Linked DNA regions of Homo sapiens: region 1 is linked to region 2. Evidence: chromatin loops called from intact Hi-C (ENCODE). Cell type or tissue: heart left ventricle. All regions are shown on one strand. Each heading gives the region's core, and the rest is flanking DNA. Links, peaks and the distances in the headings are about the cores only.

Region 1 (15,401 bases), core at 3,957-11,956, 57 kb after region 2:
TGGCCCTGGGATGGTTAGGAGAGGGGAATGTTGGCCCTGAGTTTGAGGTTTCTGGAGAGGAGGTGGTTGGAATTGAAAAGCATGCTGCGAAAAGTTAACCATTTCGCCCTCTCTCACTAGGCTTGTGTTTAGAAGGAAGCGCCACCCACAGGTGCCCTCTTGGTGGGCAATGAACTTCAACAGAAAGACATTTCTTTCTCAGGAAATATTTTTCCATTTCTTTGGAGAAGAGCTTTGGAAATGCTCCCCCTGGAACATTCCTGGGTATCTTTTCTATCTCCTCCAAGTTCCACAATCAAAACTTCCACTCTAGCATCACATAACACATTTTTTAAGAGTTAAGGAAAAGTAAGAAGAATTCTTCAATGATTTTAGTATACCTAGGTTTTTAATGATCTTCATTTAAACGATGTCACTACAAATATTTAAAGTTATATATGCAAGACAGGCATTAAGTATGATGTTTCTCCTTACAAATGTAAAGAAAAATCAGGCTAGACTCTCTAACACTTGGTTTTCTATGCCTGTGTAAAATCTCTCTGTTTGGACAAAGCCATGATCTATATCAGCGGTCCTCAAACCTGGCAGTACATCAAATATAACCTGAGGGACTTATTTAAAATTCAGATGTCAGGCTCTATTCCAGACCTACTAAATCAGCCTCCAGGCCATTGGTGTTCTTATCAAACTGCACTTTTGATGCTCTTGCACAAGTAAGTTCAACGATCTCCTGGTGGTGGCTGGTCAGAAATACTAATGCCACCTTGAAAGACGTACACAGCCCCTGATGGGCAAGTCTCGTGAACTCAAACTTAAAAATTTCAGTCTCCCCAGTAGTTCTATTGGGAGTAAATTCCAGCAAAGTCTTATTTGTATTTATTTGTCAAGAGGGCTTCTCTATCTCTGCTCCTGAATAGTGAAACCCCACCTCCAGGTCTACTAGTCAGCGCTCTGTTGAGTCCATTGTTATGGAATGTCCCTGTTTAACAGGGTTGCTAGGAAAGCCTGACTCACAACCTTCAACCCCATGGTTTCTATGTTCCGATGCTAAGTCCTTTATTAACCAGTTTATCCACTTGTTCTTTACTAGGCTTGACTCCTTGGGTCTCTGCTGCCAACTCTCTTGTTTTGTGTCTTGGTAGTCTTGGGGATTTTAAACATTTCACTCTTTTCTCTTACTCCTTAATCAGAGAATGGAAGTTCTCCATGGCTGTCATCAGTAACCTCTGGGTATGAAAAATTACATCAAAAGTTCCTGGCCATTCAAATGTTTTCCTGGTCTGCTATTTTGATTTTGTCTTCTACCAGTGGTAAAAAGCTTTCTGTCCTAATTCACAGTTTCAGCTTTGATGCTGAGAGTTATTTGGGAAATGCTAAGAGAGGTAGGTGGTGATGGCTAAGGTAGAAGACATGTGGCGGGGAGGTTCTAGGATGTTAGTCAGAATTTATAGCTCTCCCCTTCATCACTCTAAAATCTAGACAACTGAAATCATTCTGACTCTTCTCTCTGCTTCCAATCTCCCTCAGGCTTCACCTCCTTTTACTTTCTTAGTCACACAGCTACTAGAGTTACTCTTATAATTGAGATCACCCCAGCCTAATTCTTCCCTACCTCACCCCATTCTTCATGGTTTCCTGTGATCCACAGATTGAAGTCCAGAATGGCTTGGTGCTTTGGGGGCATTTCCAGTTTTGACTTCCATTTCTCTCAGCTATAATCCTAAATTTTTCAACTTTCTCATGATCCTCCAAATATGTTGTCTTAGCCTATTCTAGCTGCTATAACAAAAGTATCATAGACTGGGTAACTTAAACAGCAAACATTTCTTTCCCACGGTTCTGAAGGCTGAGGAGTCCAGGATTGAGGCTGCAGGTGATTTGGTGTCTGGTGAGGACCTGCTTCCTTGTTCACAGATGACCCACTGTCTTCTCACTGTGTCCTCACATGGTGGAAGGGGACAATGAGCTCCCTAAGTCCTCCTTTTTTTTTTTTTGGAGATAGAGTCTCACTCTGCTGCCCAGGCTGGAGTGCAATGGCATGATCTCGGCTCACTGAAACCTCCACCTCCCAGATCCAAGCAATTCTCTTGCCTCAGCTTCCCAAGTAGCTGGGATTACAGGTACCCACCAACACACCTGGCTAATTTTTCTGTATTTTTAATAGAGACGGGGTTTTGCCATGTTGGCTAAGCTGGTCTCAAACTCCTGACCTCAGGTGATCCACCCACCTCAACCTCCCAAAGGGCTGGGATTACAGGCATGAGCCACCGCATTCAGCCCTCAGTCCTCTTTTACAAGGACGTTAGCTCCATTCATGAGGGTTTGACCCACATGATGGAACCACTTCCCAAAGCCCCACCTCCAAATACCATTGCACTGGGAGTTAGGAACTAAATGAATTTAGAGAAGACACAAACATTTAGTGCATAACATATTTCATGCCCTTTCTTGTAAACATGATTTTCCCCTTGATGTTTTTCTGGCTGAAATTGGGAAAGAAAATAGAACTCATTTGTTGAGTCGCTACCACACTCCAGGCACTGCAACACATATCTTTACATATACATCATTCGTTTCTCACAGTAACCCTCTAAAATAGTTACTTGCAGCCCTATTTTATAAATAGGGAAACAGATGATTTAAAATATCTCATCCAGAATTGCATAATTATAAGGCTCAAGCTGGAATGAACCTGCATCTGTCAATGCCAAGGGCCACCTATTCACCCTATGCCTTCCTAATATCAATTCTTCCCAAGCTGGGCTTCCATGTCACTTTTTCCATGAATTCTCTTTCAATTTCTTCCCAGTTCATTGCTCTCATTCCCTAATTCGTAAGTAAGTATGTGTTGAGAATGTACTTTATGCCAGACACTGTGCTGGTTCCTAGGGGTAGAGGCATGAATGAGACAGAGTGGATTTCTGCCCTCCAGGAGCTTACATTCTCCTGGGGGAAATAAAGAATAAACAAGCAAACAAAGGACTAAAAAGATAAAGAATGTGTAAGTACTGTAAAAGTGATAAATAAGGCAATAGCAGACAAGAGTATCTGGGAGGGATCTATTTAACATATAAAGGATTAGAAAAGGTCTCTAAGACCTGGTATTTGAACTGTGACTTGGAAAATATGACAGAGCCAACTAAATAAGGTGCTGGAGAATGAGCACACCATGCAGCGAGAGAAGCAAGTGCAAAGGACCTGGGGCAGGAAATAGCTTTGCACATTTGATCAGCAGTTTTTCTGGGCCATTTGTGAGTGGTAGAAGATTAGCTTGAAAATTAGTAGGCACTTGGTCATGTAGAGCCATGAGGACACTTTGAGTTTTATTCTAAAAGCAATGTTAAACTTTTGAAGGATTTAAAAAATGGCTTTATGGAGGTATAATTGACATGCAATAAACAACATATTTGAAATACACAATTTGATATGTTTTGACATATTGTGTTAGGCTATTCTTGCATTGCTGTAAGTAAATACCTTAGGCTGGGTAGTGTATAAAGAAAACATGTTTATTTGGCCCACAGTTCTGCATGCCTTACATGAAGAATGGTGCTGGCATCTGCTTCTGGTGGGGCCTCAGGAAGCTTGCAATCATGGCGGAAGGGGACAGGGAACCAGTATGTCACACAGTGAGAGCGGGAGCAAGAGAGAGAGGGAGGAGGTCCCAGACTCTTTAAACAACCAGATCTCACATGTAGTAACTGAGTAAGAACTCACTCATCACCCAGGAGATGGTGCTAGGCCATTCATGAGGGTTCCACCTCCATGATCCGATCACCTCCCACGAGGCCTCACCTCCAACATTATGAATCACATTTCAACCTGCGATTTGGAGAGGACAGACATGCAAATCATCTCACACCATGAGATGACACCAAATTATACCCCCGTGAAATTATCATCATGATCAAGATAATGAGCATATCCATCATTCCCAAAAGTTTTGTCATGGTCCTCAAAACCCCACTCAAAACCCTACCTGACCCCAGCTCCAGGCAACCACTGATTTGCTTCATGTCCCTGTAAATTAGTTTCTATTTTCCAGAATCTTATGTAAATGAAATCATAAAGTATGTACTTGTGTAAGTGTGTGTGGCTTGTAGGTTTTCATAGATTCCTTTTATCAGGCTAAGCTCTCTTCTATTCTTAGTTTGCTGAGTGTTTTCATCAGGAATGGGTGCTGTATTTTATCAAGTGCTTGTTCTCTATCTTTGCAGATGATCATCTTGCTTTTTTTTTTTCTTTTTAAGACTATTAGTTGATTGTTTGGAATGTTAAACTAAACTTACATGCCTGGAATAATCCCTACTTGATCATGATTTATTATGCTTTTTATATATTGTTGAATTGAATTTGCTAAGATTTTGTTTAGAAAATTTGCATGTATGTGGTTTTTTTATTCTTGTAATATCTTTGCCTGGATTTGATGTCAAAGTAATGCTGGCCTCATAAAATGGGTTGGGAAGCATTCCTTCTCTTCCCTATTCTTTAAAAGTTTATTCTAACTGGTATTATTTCTTATTAATGTTTGGGAGACTTCACTAGGGAAGCTGCCTGAGGCTGGAGGGTTTTTTGTTAGAAGGTTTTAAACTACAAATTCAACTTTAAAAAATAGATACAGGATTATCTATTCAGGTTCTCTTTCTCTTCTTAAGCAAACATTAGTTATATGTTTTTCAGGGAATTTGCCTATTTTTCTAAGTTCTCAAATTTATTGCCATAAGGTGGTTCACAATAAGCATTTATCATCCTTTTACTTTCTGTATAATTTTTAGTGAGGTCTCATTTTTACTGATCTCTCATTTCTAATATCTTTCGTTTGCATCCCCTTCACCCCAAAAGTTGATAAGTCTGGCTGGAGGTTTATTAAATTTATTGAACTTCTCACATAACCACCCTTTGATCTCATTTATTTTCTCCACTATGTTTTCTGTTTCATATCTAATTGGATTTTGCCCTATTTTTATTATTTCATTTTTTTATTTGGAGTTTAACATGTTCTTTTCTAGTTTATTTAAGAAGAAAGCTAAGGTCTTTGATTTGAGGCCCATCTTTAGGTCTTCCACTCCAGCTGGTGGAAACAGGAATGATTCCCAGTCTCATGTGAATTCTAAAGAATTGTTCCCTCTAGGGGCGGGGCCTGGTGGCTCACGCCTGTAATCCCAGCACTTTGGGAGGCCGAGGTGGGCGGATCATGAGGTCCCGAGATTGAGACCATCCTGGCTAACACGGTGAAACCCCATCTCTACTAAAAAACAAAAAATTAGCAGGGCGTGATGGCAGGAGCCTGTAGTCCCAGCTACTCTGGAGGCTGAGGCAGGAGAATGGCATGAACCTGGGAGGCAGAGCTTGCAGTGAGCCGAGATTGCACCACTGCACTCCAGCCTGAGCAACAGAGCGAGACTCCGCCTCAAAAAAAAAAAGAATTGTTCCCTCTAATCTTTTCAAGTAGTTCTTTCCCTGGCCTCTGTTTCCTCACAGATATGCATTGGGCAGCACTCAGCACAAGACTTGAGGGGACCCTGTGTAGGTCTCAGGAGCTGTCTTGCAGCTCTCTCTTCTCCAGCGTTCTCCCCTGAATCCCACAACTCTGACTTCCTTGGCCTCCCAGACTACTAGTATTGTCTCCTCAGCTCCACAAGGCCACCAAGCCCTGCCTGGTTTCCCTAGAAATTCTCTTCAGACCAGGCGCGGTGGCTGGAGCCTGTAATCCCAGCACTTTGGGAGGCTGAGGCGGGCGGATCACCTGAGGTCGGGAGTTCGAGACCAGCCTGACCAACATGGAGAAACCCCGTCTCTACTAAAAATACAAAATTAGCTGGGTGTGGTGGCACATGCCTGTAATCCCAGCTACTTGGGAGGCTGAGGCAGGAGAATCGCTTGAATCCGGGAGGTGGAGGTTGCGGTGAGTCTAGATCGCACCATTGCACTCCAGCCTGGGAAACAAGAGCGAAACTCCGTCTCCAAAAAAACAAAAACAAAACAAATTCTCTTGGGGCAGTAGCTGGGGCAATCGAAGGACTCTTCCTTTGTTTTGAATCTCGGTTGAATGTTTTGTATACCATTGTTTTATACTCTTTGTGTAGTGTTTTAGTTATTTCATACTAGAGCATAAGGCTAGTCCCTGTTATTCCGACGCTATCAAAAATGGAAGTTTCATCCTTTTGGGGGATTTCAAGTGGAGGAGTGGTGTTATATCATCCAAGGGTTAAGAAGATCACTCTTCTGCTGTTCCATCTGAAAGCAGATGGGAAGTGGAGGACAGGTCTGCTATTGTAGGAATGCAGGCAGGAAGTGCTAGGAATTGAAGAGGGATTTTTTTTTTCAAGGGCCACGGGGGCAGAGGGTGGCTCCAGATCCACTTGGAGGTGGAACCCAGAGAACTGGCTGATAAACTGGATGTGGAGTGGGTCGGGGGGAAAGGGAGTTAAAGCTACCTCCTGGGTGTTTCCTAGAACAACTGGGCCAATGGGGAAAGCCAGGGAAGGAAGTGGGCATTGTGGACAGGCGGAGATCAGGAGTTACAGTTTGGATATAAGCTTGAGATGTCTTTTTAATCAGTCACATGGATCTAGTCAAACAGGAAGAGGGCTATAAGAAGGTAGAGCTCCAGGGAGGAGTCAGAGTTGGAGACAGAAAAACGGAGTCATCAGTATAGAATTATTCAAAGCTCTGGGCCTGGAGGAGATCACCCAGGGGAACAGTGTAGACAGAGGAGAAAAGAAGGCCTAGACTGAGTCCGTGGGACCTTCAGCATCTAGATGTCAGGAGAGCAGGAAGAGCTGAGAAGGAGTTGGAGAAGAGGCACCTGTCTTCCCAGGAGACTCAATTCCTTTATTTAACCATGTGTTTTTCAGTTTTATAATTACCTGTTTATCCACCTGTCGCTCAACTTGCCTGGGAGCCCTTGAGGTCGGATGCCCTGTCTTATTTTGCATTGCCCACATCTAACACGGTGTCTGGCACCTAGATGGACCTTGAATGAATGAATGGATGAATGAATGAATGAATGAATGAAGACTAAGGGAGTTAAAAGATTACTGGTATGAGGTCAAAAGGACAGAGCTTTTTTGTAGTCCAAGGGACTGCAAAAGACAATTCTGGGAAAGTTGAGCTCAGAAAAAAAAAAATCTAACAGTCCAGAAACATTTTCCTGAGTGCCAGTTTCCTGATCTGTCAACTAAAACGTCCCGGAGAAGTGATCTTTAGAGTTACTTCTGTTTACATGCTGCACACAGACGGGAACGCTCCATTTGGCTTTCTCTGCAGAGTCCACAAGGAGACAAAACAATGTGTTAAAGTTGCGCTTCCTTGGTTGATGTTTCTATTCTTTTGGTCTTTTGTCTGTTTTCAAACAGATCAAAGCACGTCTTGTGAAATGTTCTGGCCCCAGAGTAGAATTTAAGATGCACAAAGGGCATGAGTAGACATTAATAAAAAACTCATTTTGACCCTTTCGAACTGGCGGCCACCATGGAGGTCAGAAGAGGGCAGGTGTATTCCTGCCAGCCCCCTAGAGACATAAAGATGTCTGCCCCGAGGAATCAGGCTAGGGATTAGTGACAGGCTCCATGCCTGCCCCCTGCCACACTGGACAGCCAAACCTCCTTCTCTTGACTTACAGGACTGGCAAAGACAGTGACAGGGGCCTGGCCGTGGAGCCTGGCTGAAATCCGGGCCCCAGTGAAAGCCCCACAGAGAGCTGCAGAGAAAGGCAACCTTCAGAGGCTGACTTTGATATTTACACTTCCCCAATTTCTACGGAGAGCCGTGGTCTCGTGTTTTACACATTCAGCAATTGCACAGGCCCTGAAAGGTTTTAACTGTCCGGTTGAAACTATAATAAAGTTTACTGTGGTTAAAACCTGAAATGAGTCTGAGTTTGGATTTTTCAGCCCAGTGGCTTCGTGTAAACAGTTTACTTAACGTCGTTTTTGGCTCTTATTCAATAAACCACCATGATAATCCCGTTCACAGACAAAACAGATCACGGATTAGCAGACAGGCTGCTGTAACAAAAGCAGCGCATTACCTGCTCTTTGTGCAAAAGGTAGAGCTCCGTTTTGCAGAAAGTATTCGTCTATCTTTGTTTTCATAGTTGAAGAGAAGGAACGTTACATTGTTTAGCTCCTTTTTGTACCACAAAAATAGATTTTAATTAAGCACATAAAGTGAGCCGGGCTTGGAGCTGTTATTTTCCAGAGAAGGCATACTGGCTTTATTCAAATTGGAAGAGACCCCAGGCAAATGCCAAAATCACCTATTGCTTACATTTCATTTTAATGTGCTCAAGTTCAATAAAAGTTTATCATCTCCATTAAACCAGTACCTATTGGAACTGATTTAATCTTGTTAGCACAAAGAACCACATGAAAGAAACCAAGACCCCAGGACAAGACTGTACATAGCACAGTTGCGCCGGGGTAGAAATTACATAAAAGAAATGAAGCATCCACCGATGACAGAGTGCCTCACCTGCTCTTATGTGTGTGCGCTTGCTCGTGTGTGTGCGGAGTGTACTTGTGTGCACGGATCCACACACCCTGCAGTGCAGGTCTCTGGCCGTCTGCCACAGTGCAGCATGCTGGGGAGGCTGCCAAGTGCGGGAGTCCTCAGCTGCTCAGTGTCACAGCACCGCCACGCTCCCACACGGACCCTGAATTGTGTGACATTTGAACAAACACATGTCACGTGTAGGGGTGCTGGTCAAATGTCTACTGGCAACAGCACAATGAGGACATATATCTTGATTCTAGCCCCAGAGAGCACACACACTCACACACTGTCACACTCACTCACACACACAAACACAGGCCTTTCTTTACCGGGAAGAGTCAGTTTGCTCTCCGCCTTCAGTATTCTCTTTTCTGTCAACTAGAAAGCCTCCAAGAGCTCATGGCTAGACATGAGTGGGGTCCAAGAATTCAGGGGTGTTAGATCTTTGATTCAAGGTGTGGCTTGACATTAGGACTTGGTCACAGGGGACATAAATGACAAGTTGGTGGCACCCACAGGTGTGTGCTTACCTGAGACGGATGCAATGAGGAGGTGGATTTAGTGGATGATATCAGGGGCTGCAGGCAGAAGCTGAAGGATCCATTTCCTTAAAAGACTCAGCACTAAGGCACGAGTGGGATTTCTTAGGACTCCCAGTGAGAAAAGCGCTGAATGGAAGAAGTGATTTTCCCCAGTTCTGTGCCTGTAACTAACTCAGTGGCATCTGCAGGAAGCACAGCCTCATGTTGGCACCTCAGTGGCTTATAGCTTTGGGAACAGAGGGTTACTGTCGCTCTCAGCCTGTCGTAGCTACAGAGACAGTGGTGGGGCCCAGCTTTGAAAGTGACTTGGCAAGGAACAGAGCCTGGAGTGGAAGAACATGCCGTGGCACTTTTGGGATGGCTGTGAGACTCTCTGAGGATCTCCTGAAAATACGTGGTTAAAGTTTGAGTGGGAGATTGGAGGCCTTTCTTATACGGGGTGGCATGAGCCACTGAGGACTGAGGGAATGTGAATTATGGTCCTCTGCCTCCATGACTCAGTTATTGAAGGGAATTTATATATCTTCTATGGAGTGCCAGACACCCTAGTAGACCTGTATCAGCCAGCTCGGACTGCTATGCCATAATGCCACAGACTGGGTGGCTCAAACAACAGAAATTTATTTCTCAGCATTGTGGAGACTGAGAAGTCCAAGATCAAAGTTTTGGCAAGGCAGGTTTTATTCTGCAGACTCTTCTCTTGGCTTGTAGACAACCACCTATTGCTGTGTCCTCGTATGGTGAAGAAAGAGAGAGAGAGCAAGAGAGCTCTCTGGTGTCTCTTCTTATAAGGGCACTAATTTCATCATGAGGGCCCCACCCTCCTGACCTCACTTAGCCTCAAGGCCCCATTTATCTCCCAAAGGCCTCATTTCCAAATACCATCACATTGGGGGTTAAAGCTTCAACATATTAATTTTGGGAGATCACATGCATCTAGTCCATAAAAAGACTCTGTGGGAGGCAATGGACCTTCAAGATGCTTACACAACAGCCAGGAAGAAAGGACCAAAACCTACCCTGCAGAGGTCAGCTGGCTGCAGCCTGCTTCTCCCCTCTCTCACGTTAGCTCAGAGAGCACCGCTCAAGTTGCCTCGTGTGTGTTTCTCAAACATGCTAAGTTCACCTGCTGTTCTTCCATCCTGGAATGACCTTGTGCTCTTCTAAGTATGGCTGGCTTTCTTAGCCCTTGGCTGGTGGTCACCTCTTCACAGAGGGCTCTGTCACATCCCATGGAAACTTCCCTCTAGGCCCCAGTTGCTCTCAATTACCTAACCCTGTTTTATTTTCCCAATACATCCAAAACTAGTTAAAGGTATTTTGTGTATTTGTTTCCTTGTTTATCATTGAGATGTCCCCTGTCCTTGGTACTATGGACTCCATGACAGTAGGGACCTAATCTCTCAAGATCATTTGTGTGTACCCCAAAACTAGGAGAGTATCTGGACATAGTAGGTATTCAATATGTATGTGTTGATGAATCATAAATGCCATAGAGAGGGTGAAAATAATATTTTGTGGGCATCTGAGGTGGGTCTTGAAGGATGGGAAGGATTTTGACAAATGAACATTTTGAGTGAGGAGGGAAGGCAACCCATCCTTTAGCTTTGGAAGGACCACATTTAGATTAAACTTTTTTTTTAGTGCAAACTCATAAGCTTATTTAGAAAGAGCTCTTTAATGGTCTTATTTAGCGTATCAGAACTTAGACCATCGGAAGTTCTTTTTGAAGTCTGACCTAAAAGCTGAACTTCTTCCTTCACTCATTTCAGCCCACCTTTATCTCCCATTCAGTAGAAACGCTACAAACTCTACTCATCATCCATTCTAAATCTTCACATTTGGAAAAACAGACTCTGCAAGTGAAAACCAGTAATGCTTGTATTTTCAATGTCATCTTTTCTTTAAAATGATGTTAAATGATTCTAGGAGTGCAGATTTGTGTTTTAGGTGTATGGATGGTTCCGGATATCTGTTAGGTATACTCTCTGGGTTTTCATGGGATGAGAGATAGTAAGAAAAGTATAGCAAGAAAGCTTTGGAAAGAGCCATTTCCCTAGGTATTGTGTTTGCAAGCATCATAACCTCATTCCTGAGGGCACAGGCACTGTATCTGAAAGCTTTGCTGTGCAGACATCCATTCAGCAAACATTTAATGGCAATGTCCAGGGGCCAGGCGTTGCACTTGGTGCTGTCTCATGCATATAGGTGAATGAGACATGGTCCCACAAGCAGGGCAGGCGATGTGAGATCAGAGTCCTGTGGGTGGTGCGCAAGTGCGTAGAATGATACATACAAAGGTGGAACAAGAAGGTTGCAAAGGAGTGCCAAATAGTATCCTCAGAGAAGCTCCTTTTCAGGATGCACTAGAACATCAGATTCAAGTTAAGTCTAGGGCACACCATGTCTGAACCAGGGCCTTCTAAAACTCATAAGGATAATATCATAGGGACAACTGCCACTCTCCTGCCAGGCATAGTGGCTGCTCAAGCAGAACAGGAGGTGCCCACTGTCTCTGCAAAACTCACCCCAGCATTTCCCTAGGGCCATGCTCCTGAGGTCCCGTTGTTGGGTTAAGGTCTGGTCTGCTCCTCTCAGCATACAGACAACATAAATTCAGGTTCAAAAGCAGGACAGCAGCTAAGAAGAGAGCTGACTTTGAAGTTTAGAGCCTTAGGTTGAAGGGAATTCTCTTGGCCGAGTTACAAAGAGAATAAAATGCTGTCATAAGGAGAGTAGCTTTAGATTTTCACTTTATCTTCAAAATAAAAGATTAGGGACACAATTCTGGTTGAGATGGTTAAGTAGGTGCCTGTATAATTGAATTTCATGCTCATTATTTCTCTCTGAAGTGGTGTACACAAGCAGTCATTGGAAAGCAGGTTTAGCAAATATATTGGTCAGGGCTTTGCTGAACTTTCCAGCTTTCCAAAATGTCCAAGTTCCTTCAGTCTTCTTCATGTGCCGTGCGAGATGTACAAGACGACACTGATGGAGCCGGTGAGCCAGGCAGTTTCAAGACAAGCTTCTCTTCCATTAGCAAACTTGTCATAGGATTGGAAAGTTTTCTTTTTTTCCACAAGATTAGACATGGTCCAAAGAATACTTTATGCCGCTTTGGATCAGCAATCTGCCTGCACCTTTGACATCTCATAATTGAGGTATATGTCAGAGTCCAAAGTAAGAATACATGAAAGCTCTGTGTATGATACTATCATGGTGGGTTCATGTGGTTATACCCTTGTCCAAACCCATAAGATGAACAGCACTAAGAGTGAGCCCTAATGTTAACTATGGACTTTGGGCAATAATGATGTGTCAATGTGCGTTCATCAGTCATAACAAGTGTAGCACTGTGGGAGAATGTTCATAATCGGGGAGGCTGTGTATGTTTGGAGCAGGGCATATATGGGAAATCTCTGCATCTTCCTCTCAATGGTGCTGTGAAACTAAGACTGCTCCAAAACATAAATTTTTTTTAAAAAAAGAAATATACCAAAGGCGTAGTTGTGATGAAAAGTGAGGGAGTTGGCCTTCAGTGTCCCCTACAGGGAACCCTTGTTTCCTCTTTGCTACTCAAAGGTTTTTTTTTTTTTTTTAAATGATGCCTAAATGAGGTAGTTCAATGCAATTGATCGAATTGCCTGTAGTGAAAATCCAGGATTCAGTGGGGAAAAATTCTCAGCTCCTTGGAAATGACCACATTAAGCAGTTGGCCCTCTGGATCTGTAGCTTCTTCATCTGCCAATTCAACCAATCCCTCGAAAATATTTAAAAAATAATGCAACAATAAAAAATAACCCAAATACAAATAAACACAATACATACAGTATAACAACTATTTACGCAGCATTTATATTGTATTAGATGTTATAAATAATCTAGAGATGATTTAAAGTATACTGGAAGATGTGCCTAGGTTATATGCAAATAGTACACCATTTTATATAAGGGACCTGAGCATCTGTGGATTTTGGTATCTTCAGGAGGTCCTGGAACCAATCCTCCATAGATACGAAGGATGGCTATATTAATGAAAGCTTGATTTGGAGCAAATATTGTCTATGGATCCCATGGGATGGGGCCCCTCCTAGGGTGACAGAAGAGTGGCTTCTTACTTGGACCCTGCTGGGTTCACAATCAATTTGGTGACAAGCGTCACAGGCACATCTTTCCTCCCAGAGACTCCAAATGCAGCATGTTGGTAGGGCTCATCCTCATATTTTCTGTTGGAGCGAGATAAGAATTTGGTTCTCGTGTATTGACTGCAGGATTCTGAGTCTTCTGGGAAACAGAGGAATGGAGGGACCAACCTTTCCTGAGCACTTACAATATGCCACTCCCTGCTGTATAATGGGGGGGATGGGAAGAAGATGTCCCCAAGCCCCCTGGTCCCCCGTAGAAGGGATGAGGGGAAGATCCACGTACGTTCTCTGAGAGAGGTAGATGACACCATCCGTACCAGCACTTCTGGAACTTTCTCTAGAGAAATACCAGGTGGGTTTTGTTGTTGTTGTTTTATGTTTTTGCTTTTTCCTTCCCCATATTGTCACACACCTGTATTTTGGTCCATATCCTGTTCAATGAGACAGGTTCAAGGATCACGTGCTTGGGTGTTGCAGCAACGTCAAGCTGCTAAAAAGGTTTCAGGGTTTTTTTGTTTGTTTTGTTTGTTTTTTTGAGATGGAGTCTCTCAGTCTTTCACGCAGGCTGGAGTGCAGGGGCATGATCTCAGCTCACTGCAACCTCCACCTCCCGGGTTCAAGTGATTCTCCTGCCTCAGCCTCCTGACTAATGGATTACAGGTGCGTGCCACCACGCCCGGCTAATTTTCGTATTTTTAGTAGAGACAGGGTTTCGCCATGTTGGTTGTTGGTCTCGAACTTCTGACCTTGAGATCTGCCCGCCTCGGCCTCCGAAAGTGCTGGGATTACAGGTGTGAGCCACCGCGCCCAGCCCAGTTTTTTTGTTTGTTTGTTTGTTTGTTTGTTTGTTTTTAAATAGACTGTGGATCCCTCTGTCACCCAGGCTGGAGTGCAGTGGTGGGATCATAGCTCACTACAGCTTTGAACTCCTGGGCTCAAGTGATCATCTAGCATCAGCCTCCAAGTAGCTGGGAGTATAGGTACTCACCACCATGCCTGACAGCTTTCAGTTAACATGCTTCCTTCGGCATGGCCAGTGATGCACAGTGCACGGCTCAGCACCAGTCTGTGCAGCACGCGTCATCTTTGGGCAGCAAGAGGTGCGTGACCATCAGAGAAGATAAGTAACCTGCCCAGGGTCATGCAGCAGGTAAGACCTGAATGTCCACTGTAGGTCAGAATAACTCCAGCACCTATGCTGTAGGCCTAGAAACTGCCAAAAAGGCTGTGAAAATAATTCTGCCAAAGTTACTAGATTTCAAATGAATTATCTATGGAAAGAGAATGGAAGGAAGGATAACCTCTTACTTCTCTCAACTGTACTGTCCTGATTCTAGTCAAAGTAATTAGGCCTCTTCCTCTCATCCCTTCCACAGGGGACCAGAGGACTTGGGGACATCCTCTTCTTATCCTATCCTCTGCTGCAGCTGGCCCTTACTCACCCCTTCCCTTTAACTCCCTCAGCATAGAACAAGGAATTCCAAAGTCGGGGCAGAGCGGCATCAGAACGACGAAATAAATCATAGTGTCCAAAGAACTCTCAGGAATCTAAACATAGCAAAATTATTATGTTTAATGTAAAAATTGAACTTAAAATAATTCTGCTCTGTGTTTAATAACAACAGGTATGGCTAAACTAAGCCAAGTCAGCTAGGTCCTCCCGGCCAGGCAGGCTGTCTTCTCTTAGCAAAAAGATAAAGCAAATGAGAGCTCTTGAAGGTTAATAGACTCTATCACCTCCTAAAGAATGCAAACTGTATAAATATTCAGGTTTTAAAATAAAATCCCCCAAAGCCAGCCTTGCAAAATGAGGTCAGCTTGGTCTGGCTCGGCCTGTTGGCTTGCCTTTCAGCTGCACGGTGGTGTGTCTTGTGACCAGAACATCCGTGACATATAGATACAGTCTTTGCCTCCACGTTGTATATTGAAACTGTGAAAGTAGAACTCCCATAGCTCAAGTTTATAGAAATACGTGACAATGTTTGAAGTAGCTTAGCTGAGACTAAAACAGTCTGACATCACAGCCTTGGGGAGGATGATGGAAATTTCTTAATTTCTTTGAAAAATTTAAAAAACACAGACACATTCTTTTCAGGTACTTGATTGGCCACCCAAGTTTTCTTTTCTGGTTTTAGAAAATCACACAGAAATACAGAGACTCTGCACAAGGCATCCCCCATTCTAAATCTCCTGTGTTTCACAAGGCATCTTGGTGTCA
Region 2 (15,401 bases), core at 2,507-10,506:
ATGGCTTCAGGCGAAGCCCAAATTGCAATGTCTCAAGTTCCACCACCCAAGGATCTAGGAGTTTCCTCTCTAAAGATAGTGAAGATTGCTAGTTGTGAGACAGAAAATATTGTATTATAGTAGGTGGAAGTCTCGGAGGTACAAACTAACCCTGTAGTATTATTATTTGAACTTGTTCAGTGTAACTTAAGGCATTAGTGTAGATGTAGAATGTTCAAGTCGGCCTCAGGCGAACCTACTTGCTTCCTCACACTGAGCCTCGGGTGGCTTCATTCTTTCTTTCTGGACCACAAATCCACCCCTCTCTTCCAGGTTTCGACTGTCTCTCTGTGGTAGTCTAAATATTGACATAATGCTTCTCCCCCCTCTTGACTGACCCTTCTTTATCAAGCCCCTTTCTTTCCAGGCTCTTGCTAAGAGGCTGGGCACACGCTCTCAGTGTCTGCTCCAGTTCCCAAGCGTCTTGTGGTTGACCTTTGAGTGGTCAGTCATGTTTGATGTCTCAGCGCCCTACAGCATCCTCACTTGCTGCATTCCCCGTGGCCCGTTTCATGATGGATTGTCATTTCCTTTAATTCCCCTTCCTTGCCCCTTTCCTTTTCCTCTGCCAGAACAATTGATCAAGAATTCTGTCTCCCCCTCAAATAATAATAACATTACTTTTTCTAGGGCTCACATTTACATTTGAAAACAAATTTTAAACAGGAAACCAGTGCCATCCAAAATGGACATTTAGGAAAAGGGTTTCCTCACAGCCCTCAACAAACACTGTATTCCCTTCTTTTCATTTGATGGCTGCTTTTCTTGCCGGGGGAAGAAAGGACATTATAATTTGGCTACTTCTTTGTAAGTCCAAAACAAGGAGCCAGATGTAATTCAGTAGATTTGAAGCAGGTTTAACAAAGGATCTAGTTCAATGACTTGTTTTGCAATAAACTGTGTGCAAGATTTGGAAAAATCAGCAAATTAAAGACTGCTCGAGTTTCATTTCTTTCTGTTTAGAGAATACCTATTAGACGATGTTTTGAGAGGATTTATGCATGGGGCTGGTACTGAAATGAATTAAAAGACTAATACTGGGCTTCATAACACTGGAGCCTGGGGAAAATATCCGAGCTGCTCCTCCTGCCTTGGAAGAGTTTATAAGCTGAGTGGAAAAGATGGGCATGGGTGGTACAAGGAACAGTTGCAAGAAAGCAGGATGGCAAGATGCCCTTAACCGATGTGGGCTGTGGGACAGCTCACTCAGATTACCTGCTGCTTGTCTCTCACTCTGTCCTACTTCACTGTATCTTACTGTGTGTGTGGCCAATCCGACTGAGGTAGGGGTGTGTGTGTGTGTGTGTGTGTGTGTGTGTGTGTGTGTGTGTGTGTGTACATGCATGCATGTGTGTTATTTTTTTCTCTATTTGTTTCTTGCAGGTTAATTCCCTCCTCATTCCCCTGCTCCCTGCCTCCAAGTTCTTCTGTCCCGAGTAAATATACAGTTCTCTAGATAAGGGGCTATGCTACTTTAGTATTTCTTACAGTCCAAGTAAAATCCTAGGCACTTCTTAACCTCTCAGTAAATATGCATTGATTGATTGACTTAGCATGACCATTGTGACGGCAGTAAATGTATAAGAGAAGGACCAATCGACATTTTAAGTTCCAGAATCATCCATCTGCTGGGTCACGTTCTCCATATGTGTGGGTGGTTCTGTTTCAGCAAATGGTCTTTTCACTAGCCCACATCAAGACAAAGACATGTTCTGAACTGGAGATGATGCCAAGCCTGGGCTGTGAAGACCACCCACAAAGGCTTCAGTGGAAAAGAGAGAAGACACTGGAGAGGCATGAAACGGTTTGAGGATGAAGAGACTGGACAGATGGATGGAGGACCATGAGGTGACCCAACCAGGGGCAAGAAGGAAGAGAATCGGCTGCTGTAGGTCTTGGGCAGCAAGAAGTTTACATCGATCAGTTTATACTGTTGGATTAATACTGTTTGGCTGGAAAAATAGTGTAAATAAGATGAATATAAGCCATCTGGTTGGTATATTGGTGCAAAATGATGACCCATAAGTAATTGAGAGAAATGCTAGAAAAAATAAGAAATGTGTTTTCGCTTTTTGAAGAAGAATTAGTACAGCCTTGTTATTTAAATTTTGGGGAGATTTACTGGGTCACTACCGTAGTGATAATCACATAAATAGCAATTAAGTGGTCTGAAGCATTTGGACTCATCTTGCCATTACAATCACTGTTCTCTGAAGTTTCTCAAAGTTGGGAGCAGATGATAATGCCTCAGGGACAGCCAACTGTGATGTCTGAGCACAGGCCAACAGTTTTGTGTTGCAATTAATTAAAATTTACAACAGAGTTAATCTGGCAACATCCACATATTTAACAAAATGGATAATTGTTATTGTGCTGGGAGGCTTTTTCGAATGAATGGTGACCAGATCACGTAAATGCCTGTAATTTGTGTTTCTTTACACAGTTAAGCTGAGCCTTTACAGATTTTTCTCCTCTTTGTTAGGGCTCCAACAACCCAGAAACAAAGCCAATGTTAACAATTTTCTCTGACACTGAATTAATCCTACACACACACACAGACACAGACACACACACACACACACCTTAAGAAACAAAGGTCTTGGATTGATTCCTTGGCAATAGGATCTCCATGGCCTGAATGCCCACCCCAGAGTCAGGGCCCAGGACCCACCCTCTCTTTTCTCTCTCCATCTGCCTCATGCCTTCTCAGACTCATTCCTCATCCATCAAGAAGTCTGAGGAACCTAAGGTCTAGGCCCAGCCTGGCTATGGAGTAAAAGTTCAGGAGTCACTCTGGGAAGGTCAAGGAAAATGGAATTCTGGGCTTCAGAGAGAGGACTGGCCTGGGACACGGCAGGCAGATGAGCAGGTGGGTTTCCAGCCCCTGAGGGTCTTGGGAAAGAGAAGAGAAAGGTGAAGCATTACTCTCTAAAATGCTTTGTTTTTTTTTAGATTTTTTCCTACATGATAAATTCATGATTTTTGGAAAAATTAAACAAGGTCATGTGAAAAGAAGAAAATAAATATGACATACATTTGTAGCACCAAGTGATAACCACTTTTTTTGTGTTTGCTTGTTTGTTTGAGATGGAGTCTCGCTCTGTCGCCCAGGCTGGAGTGCAGTGGCGCAATCTTGCCTCACTGCAACCTCCACCTCCTGGGTTCAAGAGATTCTCCTGCCTCAGCCTCCCAAGTAGCTGGGATTATAGGCATGCGCCACCAGGCCCAGCTAATTTTTGTATTTTTCATAGAGGCGGGATTTCCTCATATTGGCCAGCTGGTCTCAAACTCCTGACTTCATGTGATCTGCCTGCCTTGGCCTTCCAAAGTGTTGGGATTACAGGTGTGAGCTACTGCGCCCAGCTACTAACCACATTGAACTGTAACTTGTCTATGCCTATATGCACACAGAGATAGTTCCCCCAAATAGGATCATACTGATTTGACATATCCTCTGAATATATCATGAATAACCCAAGTTATTTTATATACATTAGAGGCATGATTTTAACAATGACATAATGATAATCATTAATTATATTGTGTGCCTGCTTGGTATTGGAGGACTTACGGAAATTTACTTTTTAAGAAAGCTGAAATTGACATCACAAAAATAATAAGAGAGGGGCAGCTCAAGTATTACAAAGTTTTCTACACTGCAAAAGAGGAGAAAGAGATTTTTAAAAAATCTAAGTGAACATGAATATTTTAGGGACAAATGATTATGCCTATCCAAAGCTTCTGGCACTCATGGGAATTTTCCATATTTTTATATTTAATAGGTGTTTCTGAAAAGATACGGAGCATGGGGTCAGACGTGTCTCTAAGCATCTACTCTTTTGGAATCACAAGCTTATTCCTTTGACGTGTGTTTTGAGACCCTCTAGTTAAATTGGATCTCCAGTACCAGAGTGGCTAGCAAGCCTGCCCTAATGGGAAGTGATGGGGAGATGGGCGTTGGAGTCTGCAGTTTGTCTTTCACGGATATTTCTTTCACCTGGCAGACAGCCTAATGCTTAGTTGTCTGACCCATGACCAGGGGGTCCCTCACATGGGAAGCTTGTTTTTATTGGCAGATGCCCTTGTGGCTCTTGTCTGACCCATGTCCAGTTTATGCCTGCCTGACCATTGCTCTCGGCTGGGAGCTTGACCTCATGTTCTCTTCAGCGTCCTGGGGGAAAACCTGGCCTGGGACAGCCCCTGGTTCTTCATGTGGAAGGCAGAGATTCAGTACACCACCGCAATAGGAAACATGTTAAAAGATTTTTACTTACAGATCCTGGGCAGAGAGGAAGCAATGAGTTGGGAGGGCAGTCCTCCCTCCCTCCCTTGGTCACAGGAGGCAGGAATGAAGAGTCAGGAAGAGAGAGAGAGAGAGAGAAATGCATAACAATTGGTAGTAAATATGAGGGAGCAGGATGTGGGTCACTTGATGTTTTTGAACAAATGCCAGATGGTTCTTTTTTTATTATTATTTTGAGATGGAATTTTGCTCTTGTCACCCAGGCTGGAGTGCAATGGCAGGATCTCGACTCACTGCAACCTCCACCTCCTGGGTTCAAGTGATTCTCCTGCCTCAGCCTCCCAAGTAGCTGGGATTACAGATGTGCACCACTGCGCCCGGCTAATTTTTTTGTATTTTTAGTAGAGACATTTCACCATTTTGGCCAGGCTGTTCTCAAACTCCTGACCTCAAGTGATCCACCCACCTCAGCCTCCCAAAGTGCTGGGATTATAGGCATGAGCCATCACGCCAGGCTGAGATGGTCCTTTTAAAGGAAGCAGTGGGAAAGCGGGTAGCCCAGGCTGATAGGTGGAAGAAATGCTTCTGAGTTCTTATGTCTGGCACTGGTTCGAGCCATTTGGGTGTGATGTAGAACTGGAAACTGCCGAGGTGACTGAGCCTGCTTCTGCTATGAGAAAGTTAAACCTGTATTCGAAATGGATGTCCCAGCAACAGAAAATTGTAAGAATTCACTTTCTGATATCCAGAATACTTCTTTGAGGGGAATATATCATAACACCACCAAGTGTCTGAGGTTTACACTCATCCATTAATATATTCTTTCTTCCAATTTATAAAACAAATAATCACAAAGTTAGCATTTTTCTTCTGTACAGTAGACAGAGAGGTGCTGAGAAGTCTATGCCACAAAACATGACTTATTGCATTAGTTTGTTCTCACACTGCTATAAAGAACTACCTGAGACTGAGTAATTTATGAAGAAAAGAGGTTTATTTGACTCACAGTTCCACAGGCTGTACAGGTGGCATGGCTGGGGAGCCTCAGAAAACTTATAATCATGGCACAGGGGTGAACGGGAAGCAAGCACATCTTCACATGGCAGCAGGAGAGAGAGAGAGAGAGAGAGAGAGAGAGAGAGAGAGAGAGAGAGAGATAGAGAGAGAGAGATGGGGGAAATGCCATACACTTCTAAATCATAAGGTCTTGTGAAAACTCACTATCAGGGAAACAGCAAGGGGGAAATCCACCCCCATGATCCAGTCACCTCCCACCAGATCCCTCCCCCAACATTGTGAATTACAATTCAACATGAGATTTGGGTGGGGACACAGAGCCAAACCATCTCTCTTATCTATCATTCCCAAAATAAATAATAAAAATGCAGGGCAAATTGCTGAGAACAGAGAAAGCAAAAGGTGGCCTTGAACAGAAGAAACATGATATATATCAGTTAGCTACTGCTATGTAACAAATCACTCCAACAGCCAGTGGCTTAAAACAACAAACATTAATTCTTATTCACATATCTGTGTGTTTGTTGGGAGTTGACTAATCTAAGCTATATCCAGACTGGCCCATCTGGGCTGCAGGTTACAGTTAGGTCTGTTTTATATATGTTCACTCTGGGACCTAGGTAGAAAGGACAGCAGCTACTCAGAGGAGGAAAGTTCTTTTCATAGCAATGGCAGAAGTGCAGGAGCTCAAATATCACCACCTAAACATATTTCAAACTTTGCCATGTCATATTTGCTAGAATCTCATTGGCCAATGCAAGTTGCTTGGCCAAGCCCAAATACAAGAAGTGGAAGAGTCTAATCCATCCCAGTTTCCAGGGACTTCCCTGGTTTTTAGCACTGAAAGCCACATCCTGAGAAATCTCTCAGTCCTGGGAAAACCAGGATAGTTGGTCATCCTAGGGGAAGCATACTCTGCCTTTAGTTGAAAGAATTGCAAAGTTATATAGTCAAGACCATGGTTGCAGAAAGGCATACGGGATTGGGATTAATAATTCAATCTACTGCAGGATGGGCACTATGAGTCTAGAGCTACGAATTCTGTATCTGTGTGTTGGAAATAGCTTCAGATCCTACGTGGGTTTGTGGTCTATCTACCTAACATTTGCACACCACTTTATATATCCAAAGTGTGCTGGCACTCTCATGTGATTCTATAAGCCTGTGAGATGGGCGCAAGGGGCATTTTAGACAATCTCAGTTGACAGTGGAGGACACTGTGTGTCCAGGGCTTGCATGTCTTGGCCAAGTTGGAGCAAGACTGCTGAGAGCCTTGGTTAGTAAAGGGTGAAGAGAAACCTCAAGTCGAGTTCTTTTGATGCTCAGCCTCCATTCTTTACCTTCTTTCTAATAAGTCATTCTTTTTGATAAAAATTTGGGGTCAATGCCTGATAGGTTAAGTTGAAAAGCCATGTGTTGCCCTTTCAAAGCCTTGAATTCTAGCCCTGTTTGTAACTAAGGTCACTCGCTTTCCGCACAGTTCAGCAGCAGAGAAGGGAGGCACACATTACTGCTCAGTATGGGATACGAAGTGCCTTCCCCAAAGTAGCTGACAATGAGAATGTCTGCCCTTTATATCTGAGGACTCTTGAGAGCAGCCTGTGAGAAAGGTGGTTTATGAAGGGCTCTGAGAGTAGAAAGGAGATTAGAGTTTACTTACTGATGGCAGAAGCAATAGGAAAAGTCTATGGCAACTGAATGACCCCAGGAACATGGTCCACGCTGCCTTTGCCTTTTCTACCCAGGGCTTAGTGGCCTAAAGAGGTTCTGTATCTGTGAAAGGCAGTGCCCTTGTCCCCTTGGCAGGCTCTGAGGCTTACTCGAACTTGTCTGGCACCAAGGGACTGAGAGATTGCAGAGCTGGTACCCTGTGCGCATCCAGCCTCTGACTCAACATTTCAAGGAAGTCAAATGCAGCAGTGGGTGGTTATTTATAAGGACTGATGTAAGTTGCTCCTTACAAATCATTTATTACTATTTAACTGAAAGTGATGAGCTCATGCCTGAAAAAAAAAAAAAAGGCCTTCACGAAATGATGGACCTTTGGGGAGTGCTTCTCCTGGAGCCAGTTTGTTCTACATGGAGGAGGGAGGGAGGAAAGGAGAGGAGTAAGCCTCATATTCCCCTTCCAACAAATCTACCACAATCTTATAAAATAGGGGGTTTCAGCTGCATTTTCCAGTAAGCTTGGTGACTTCATTTACATGGCAAAGATTTATGAAAGAAGTTCACTACCATAGATGTCTATGACATTGAGTCTCTTGACCTCGCAAGAATTCTCCCTCTGGTTGAGATTGTTTTCTAAGTCTGAAACTCTGGGTTTTAAAGGCATGGTCCTATTTAAGGAGGAACCATGTCTATGAAGTTTGAGTATAATGTGAAATGAGTTTCATGTGGCCAGAGCTCAAATACTCATGATTCCTCGCAAATATCTGAGACCCAGAAATAATTTTGACATCGTTTAAATCAAGAAAATGACCTGTCTGTTTCTGTTTTCCTGACTGAACTCCCCAACTAACATGTTTATAGATTAACAAAAAATCAAACTCTGAGATGTTTCATATGGCACCTTTCTTGAAGTTTCCTGAAACACACACACACACACACACACACACACATGCACACACTATTATTGCTCAGAAAAAAAAGGCAACATAGTTTTTCATTTTTAAAAGTCAGGAAATAAAAATCATAGAAGTTTTTTTTCTTTCTTTCTTTTCCTTTTTTTCTTTCTTTCTTTCTTTCTTTCTTTTTTTTTTTTTTTTTTTTGTTAGATATGAAGCCTCTGTCTGTCACCCAGGCTGGAGTGCAGTGGCGTGATCACCGCTCACTGCTGCCTCAACATTCCTGTACTCAAACCATCCTCCCACTTCGGTCTCCCCAGTAGCTGGGACCACAGGCACGTGCCACCGTGCCCAGTTGATTTTTGAAAATGTTTTCTAGAGATGAGGTCTCGCTATGTTGCCTGGGCTGGTCTCAAACTCCTGGGCTCAAGCGATCCTTCTGCCTTGGCTTCCCAAAGTGCTGGGATTACAGTCGTGAACCACCACTCCCAGCCGATAAGCAGTTTTTCAAGCGAAGCGTTTTAACTAGAGAATCGAGAACTAAAAAAATTGTAACAGGTAGTTCGTGCTATATTTAATTCAATACTGTGAACGATTTAGAAGACTAGATCATCAAGACAACATTGACAACTGTGGAAAAGAATGGTGTGCAGTGGAGGGCAGACTTATGGAAAAGCAGGAAAATAAAAGAGATGAAAAGATTCACTGTCCCTGGATCCTACCTAATTCATCTCAAGGTCTACTCTACGCAAGGATCTGTTAAAAATCTGTCCCCGTAAGCATCTGGGTTCTTTGAAATTCTCACAGGCCAGCCTCGCTTCTGACCACATAGAAACTGGGGACATGTTGGTCAAAGGGTGCAGACTTTCAACTACAAGATAGATAAGTGCTCTGGATCTAATGTACGCATGGTGACTATGGTTAATAATTCTGTATTGCTTCTTTGAAATTTGATAACAGAACAGATTTTAAGTGTCCCTGGTGAGCACCCCCACAAATGGTAACTATGTGTGGTGATGGATGTGTTCGTCAATTTGATTGTGGCAATCAATATACAATGTATACATTTATCAAATCATCACCTTGAATATTTACCATTTTATCTGTCAATCAAATATTTTAAAATAAAACTCTGTAAAATATACACATATATCACATACCATACAATCGACTAATTTAAAACACGTATAGTGTGCAATTCAATGTTTTTTAGTATATTTCCAGAATTATACAACCATCACCACAGTTTTGGAACATTTTCATTACTCCCAGAATCAAACTTATTTGATGTCTTTTAAAAAATAGTCTTTTTTTTTTAATTGGCTCTGGAGTCTTTTACAACTTGTTCCTCAAATTATTTTTGGAATAGCTTTCCTACTGATAATATATTAATAGAAAAATCTAAATTTAAATTGAAAAAATGACCTGCTTCTAAAATGGAAAAAACTTATCACCCTTTTCCCCCTTCTCCACACCCCTTGATTACATGTTTCTTAGGTAAAATTTGTTCTGTGAAATGCTGCATATCTGTAACAAACAACCTCTGGAGTTTTTTCTGTTGTCCCATTTGCATTTCCATTTGCAAAAAATCCTTTTTATTGCATGGAATGGTTTATTCAAAGCTTCTGGCATTTTTGGTATTCATCTCACATTTTACAAAGCGATTACAACAGCTCTAAAGTTTCTTATATTAATGAGTTTTAACACAACCATTCTTTTTTTTTTTTTTTTTTGAGGCAGAGTCTCGCTCTGTTGCCCAGGCTGGAGTACAGTGGCATGATCTTGGTTCACTGCAACTTCCACCTCCTGGGTTCAAGCAATTCTCGTGCCTCAGCCTCCCTGAGTAGGTGGGATTTACAGGTGTGTGCCAACATACCTGGATACTTTTTATTTTTTATTTATTTATTTTAGTAGAGACAGGTTTGGCCATGTTGGCCAGGCAGGTCTCAAACTCCTGGCCTCAAGAGATCCACCCACCTTGGCCTCCAAAGTGCTGGGATTATATATAGGTGTGAGCCACTGCACCTGGCCTCCTGTTTTTTTCTTAACTGAACCCCAATTATGGTTCCTCTCTTGGGACTTGAGTAACCTTTGTGAAGGATCTTTTTTGGGATATCCTGTCAAAATAGGATACTGAGTTTTATTATGAAGTTATCTATATACCAGAAAGCCAACTCTCTTGAGAAGAGGTCTTATTTTGTACAATGGGTAATCTTCTAAAATTCCCAAGACATTTGGACATAAAATGTTCATATTTCATTTATTTAGGCAAAAATTGGCTTTAATAGGGGACAATGTGTTAATTTTCTTATTTGGACTGTGACATGTTTTCTAGAATTACACTGAAAGCTGAGGTGTGGTCCAGAGGCTGGAGGCTCTTTCTCTAATTTAAATTGCCCTGAGAATTGTTTATGAAAGCTTCTAGAAGTGGAAAAACCAACAGCAACAAAGGGACAGGCAGAATAAGAGCCACATTTTATTTTTCTAAGTCAGTTATATATATTTCCACAGGGTTTAGTACTAGAAAAATCTGAGGAAACTATGTGTAATACAGTCACTAAGAGCCAAGTGACTTTTATTTACCTAAAAAAAGGTCTCCTTGAGAATGTAGTTTCCAATATAGTTCCTATTCTTGCAGTCCAACTTTTTTTTTAGCATTCTAAAATTAACCAGACAAACCTGATCACTTGATTCCTGGGAGAATGTTTATTATCTTCTCAGTGCTTACAGCATAAATGAAGTTATAGTGATTGAAATCAAGCTGCAGGTTTAAAATTCTTCCAAAAATCAGGTAAATCCCTTGTGAAACCACAGTCAGCATGCGAAGGTGGATGTGCTGTAGCCCCCAATTTTCTTCTTTCCATCCTTCCCTACATCATTGTTAAGTATTTAATCAACACCTGCTCAAATGTACCACTCATGGAAACTTCCCCTGGCTCCCCAGGCCCGAAGAATTTTCCTCATCCTGCTCTATCTCTTGATCCTGCTTGATTGCTCATGCTAATATTTATTCATAACTGAATTGGTTTTTTTACTCTTTTCTTTATTTTCTGCCTGCTGTACTAGATAGTACCTCTGTGGGGCAAGGAAAATTGCTGTTTTCGATGTCTACAATTGTGCCTGGATATCCTAGCAGCTCAATGACTAGTTACTGGCAACTACTAGCTACAGCATACTAGTACAGGTTGAACATCCCTAACCCAAATAATCCAAAATGCTCTAAAATCCAAATCTTTGAGTGTTCACGTAGAACCATATGGGTGGCTGAGGTTGCCTTCCGATGGTCTGATGTACACAAACTTGGCTTCATACACAAAATATAATTTAAAATATTTTATAAAATTACTTTCAAGCTAGGTGGATAAGGTGTATATGAAACACAGAGGAATTTTATGTTTAGACTTGAGTTCCATCCCTAAGATACCTTATTATGTATATGGAAGTACTTCAAAATCCAAAATTGGAGATGCCTCTTCTCCCAAACATTTGAGATAAGGGATACTTAACCTGTAGGGTACGTGTGTGTGTGTGTGTGTGTGCGCGCGCGCGTGTGTCAGAGAGAGAAAGGGAATATTATAATTTCAGTTAAAATCATCCAATGTTTGATTTGAAGAACAGATTTTAAGGGGGCTGGAGAAGATGTGGAAAAGCAGCTGAGAACTTATGACAGTCCAGATGGGAAAGGATGCAAGCGGTGGCAACAAAGAGACATAGCAGATGATTTGAGAGAGTTAAGATGTAAAATCAACAAGACTTGACGATGGTGTGGCCGTGGAGAAGCAGAGAGAGGAAGGTGTCAGGTGCATGTCTTTGAACTGATGTAGAAAAATGAAGTCAGGGATTTGGGGTGGGGAAGGACACTGTAGCAGTCTGCACTTATCCTCTGGGGATACCTTCCAAGACCCTCAGCAGGAGCTTGAAACTATGGATAGTAACAGACCCTAGCCAAGGTCACATTTTACTTAAAGGAAGCACTTTATTTATTTATTATTATTATTATTATTATTATTATTATTATTATTATTATTATTATTGAGACAGAGTCTCACTCTGTTGCCCAGGCCGGAGTGCAGTGGCGTAATCTCGGCTCACTGCAACCTCCGCCTCCCAGGTTCAAGCGATTCTCCTGCCTCAGCCTCCCGAGTACCTGGGATTAAAGGTACCAGCCACCATGCCCAGCTAATTTTTGTATTTTTAGTAGAGATGAGGTTTCACCATGCTGGCCAGGCTGGTCTTGAACTCCTGACCTCAGGTGATCTGCCCGCCTCAGCCTTCCAAAGTGCTGGGATTACAGGCATGAGCCACCATGCCCAGCCCAGGAAGCACTTTATTATTTCCCTTTGGGATATCCAAATTGCCAGCATCACCACTCTTGTGCTTTGGAGTCATTACTAAGTCAAATAAGGGTTACTTGAGTACAAGTTCCATAATATTGTGGCAATAGATCTGATAACAGAGAGGGCTACTAAGTGACAACTGCAGAAAGAGAAACTTTGAATAATGGAGGACTAATGTATAGGCTTTTCACAGAGCAGAACCTATCCCTTCTCTCCAATTCCCTCTTCTATATAACACTGGTCCTGACCTGAACTATTACAATATAGACTGTTAATACATCATACTGCCCATTTGTGTTTGAATCCGTACTCCCTTCAAATGAATATCCCTAAAATAGAACTTGGTACATTTCACTGTTCTATAGAACACTGGGCCTGATCTGAACTGTTACAATATAGACTGTTAATACATCATACTGCCCGTTTGTGTTTGAATCCATACTCCTTTCAAATGCATATCCCTAAAATAGAACTTGGTACATTTCACACCCCTGACAAAAATGTCAATGGCTCCCTGTGCTGGCAGGATAAATAACAGTCTTAAAACTGTTTCTTAATTCCGTTACTCTGAATTTTGTGCTTCTGACATCCCCTCCTTGGGGAATGCCTTCCTCTTGGATTTGTAAATGGAAATGATGCTGAATCTAACCTCTTTTCCCATGCCTGACCAATGCAGGCTTTAGTGAGTTTCTCTCCTCTGAAACTGTAGACTGTTTACTGCATAGACCATTCATTTGGCACTAAGCATTTAGTTCAATTGGATGAACATTTACTGGCCACCCACCACAAATGTAGAGACTTGCACTAAGTAACATGAAGGTAGTAATCCTTACATACAAGGGTACTTTGAAAAGTTTGTGGAAAATAAAATTAAAAGATAAAAAAATACAAACTTTATTTCTCAATATAAGCTTCATCATGTTCAAGACACTTTTTAAAGTGCTGATACCAGCTATTTAGTCCATCCCTAAGGAGCTGAGGATCCTGGATATTTAAGCATGTCCATGCAGCCTTTTTTACATTATTAACTGAAGAAAAACAGGTGCCTTTTAAAGATTTTTTTTTTAATTGGGAAACAAAAAGAAGTCAGAAGGAGCCAAATCAGGACTGTAAAGTGGATGCCTAATGATTTCCCATCGAAATGCCTGCAAAATTGTCCTTGATTGATGAGACAAGTGAGCAGGAGCATTGTCGTGGTGGAGAAGGATTCTCCTGGGGAAGCTTACCTGGGTGTTTCTCTGCTAAAGATCTGGCTAACTTTCTCAAAACACTCTTATAATAAGCAAGTGTTATTTTTCTTTGGCTCTCTAGAAATCAGCAAGCAAAATGCCTTGAGCATCCCACAAAATCCTTGGCCACGATCCTTGCTCTTGACCCGTCCGTCCGCTTCTGCTTTGACTGGACCACTTCTACCTCTTGGTAGCCACTGCTTTGATTGCTTATTGTATTCAGGATAGTATTAGGAAGGCCATATTTGATTTCCTGTTACATGCTTTAAAGAAATGCTTCAGCATCTTGATCCCACTAATTTGGAATTTCTATATAAAGCTCTGCTCTTGTCTACAGTTGACCTAGGCACAATGGTTTTGATAGCTATTGAGTGAAAAGTTTGGTAAACTTTTTCAGTCAGAATTATATAAGCTGAACCAATTGAGATGTCTATGGTGTTGGCTCTTATTTCTGCTGTTAATCATCAGTCCTCTTCAATTAGGGCATGAACTAGATTAATTTTTGTTCTCACAAATTGATGTGAATGGTTTGCTGCTGCTTTCTTCATCTTCATAATTGTCTTGTCTCTTCTTATAGCAAGCTCTTCTACGTAAACTGCTGTTTTCTTTGGGGCATTGTCCCCGTAAACTTTTCATAAAGAATCAACTATTTTTCATTATTCTTCTACAAAAGCTTTACCATAAATTTGATTTTGTTCTTGCCTCAATTTTAGCAGAATTCATGTTGTTCTGATAAGGACTTTTCAAATTGATGTCATATTCATCTTAGTGCCTCACAGTGGATCTTATTCAGACATGTTATAACAAGTTAGTATGAGTTTATCGTGGTGCAAAAAAATTTTGAAATCCATGCAAAGTTTTTTCATAATATGCATTTTCATGAACTTCTAAAAGACCCCTCACAGCATTTTATAATTTACAATTAAAGTAAGTTTCCTTTATTAATAGTTTTTATTTCTATTTTTATTAGTTATCGTGTGAATTTGTGATTGCCTTATGACTGTTGAGAAAAAAAGTGCGGTGCATTTAATTATTGTATTTCTTCGTATTAAATCATTTATGTCCTTTAGCTAAATCTTGTTAAGAGCATTCTTTTAATTTTCTGATGAATTCTTTTTCTGAGTATTTGATTGAGGATTTTTTAAACTTCATACATTAGAATGGCCTATAATTTCTCTTTTCTGCTACAATAATTAGTTTTTTTTAAATTTAAATAATGGATCAGGACCCTGAAATGTTTATATAGTCTTAAATATTTTTGGTCTTTAGTACATTGGCTCTCTTCTTGACACATTTTTAGCCCTGAATCTTGTTAGATGGTAAATTCTTTGAACATCTTTTCAACATCTTTTCAGTTCCTTCTAATCTATTCAGGTTTACAGGGCTTTGGGGAGAAACATTCTAGTGATTTCACAGTTTTCAAATCATGATGAATTTCATCAGTTAGAAATCGTATGGATTGATTGGAATGTGATATTTACTTACCCTCTGCATTTGTTACTATGTTCCATGTCTTGATTTTAATTTTACTTTCTTTAGTTTTGCTTTTTTCCCTGATTGCATTTGCTAGAAGTTTGCCTATTTTATTGTTTCTTCTTACCCCCAAATCAAACTTGTTGATTTATTTATTACTTTTCTTCTAGTTCTATTTTCAAATAAATTAGCTCTAATTCTTACCTGCACTAATAAAAGCATTTAGGGCTATTAATTTTCCTTTCAGGATAGCTTCTACAGCTATACATATTTTGGTATGATATATTCTTTTTTTTTTTTTTATCCAGCTAGCTTGTGTTTTCAATTTTGATTTCCTATTTCTTTGTTCCAAGAGTTATTTAGAAGTATGTTTCCTAATTTCCAACTATTAAAGGTTTTTTCCACTCATATTCTTTATTTCTAACTAAGTTTATTGGATTATATTCAGGTAATATAGCCTAAAAACACTCTGCCTCTTTGAATTTGTAAGCTTTATTTG

What was found. Peaks named below come from ENCODE experiments on the same cell type or tissue, not always from the same donor. Only the 100,000 strongest peaks of a DNase experiment are listed, where the experiment ranks them.
Region 1: a loop joins it to region 2, with 3 times the contacts of the local background. A loop is called at or near these places in 6 of 110 quality-filtered maps.

The regions. Positions count from the first base shown.
Region 1 is chr17:12,414,249-12,429,649 of GRCh38, forward strand. No RefSeq gene overlaps it. Among named protein-coding and RNA genes, the nearest start is that of LINC00670, 130 kb to the right of the region's middle. In heart left ventricle, for the core only: no CTCF peak of the experiment used is centred there; a DNase peak (open chromatin) is centred at 8,593.
Region 2 is chr17:12,358,857-12,374,257 of GRCh38, forward strand. No RefSeq gene overlaps it. Among named protein-coding and RNA genes, the nearest start is that of LINC00670, 180 kb to the right of the region's middle. In heart left ventricle, for the core only: no CTCF peak of the experiment used is centred there; no DNase peak of the experiment used is centred there; H3K27ac peaks cover 387 bases.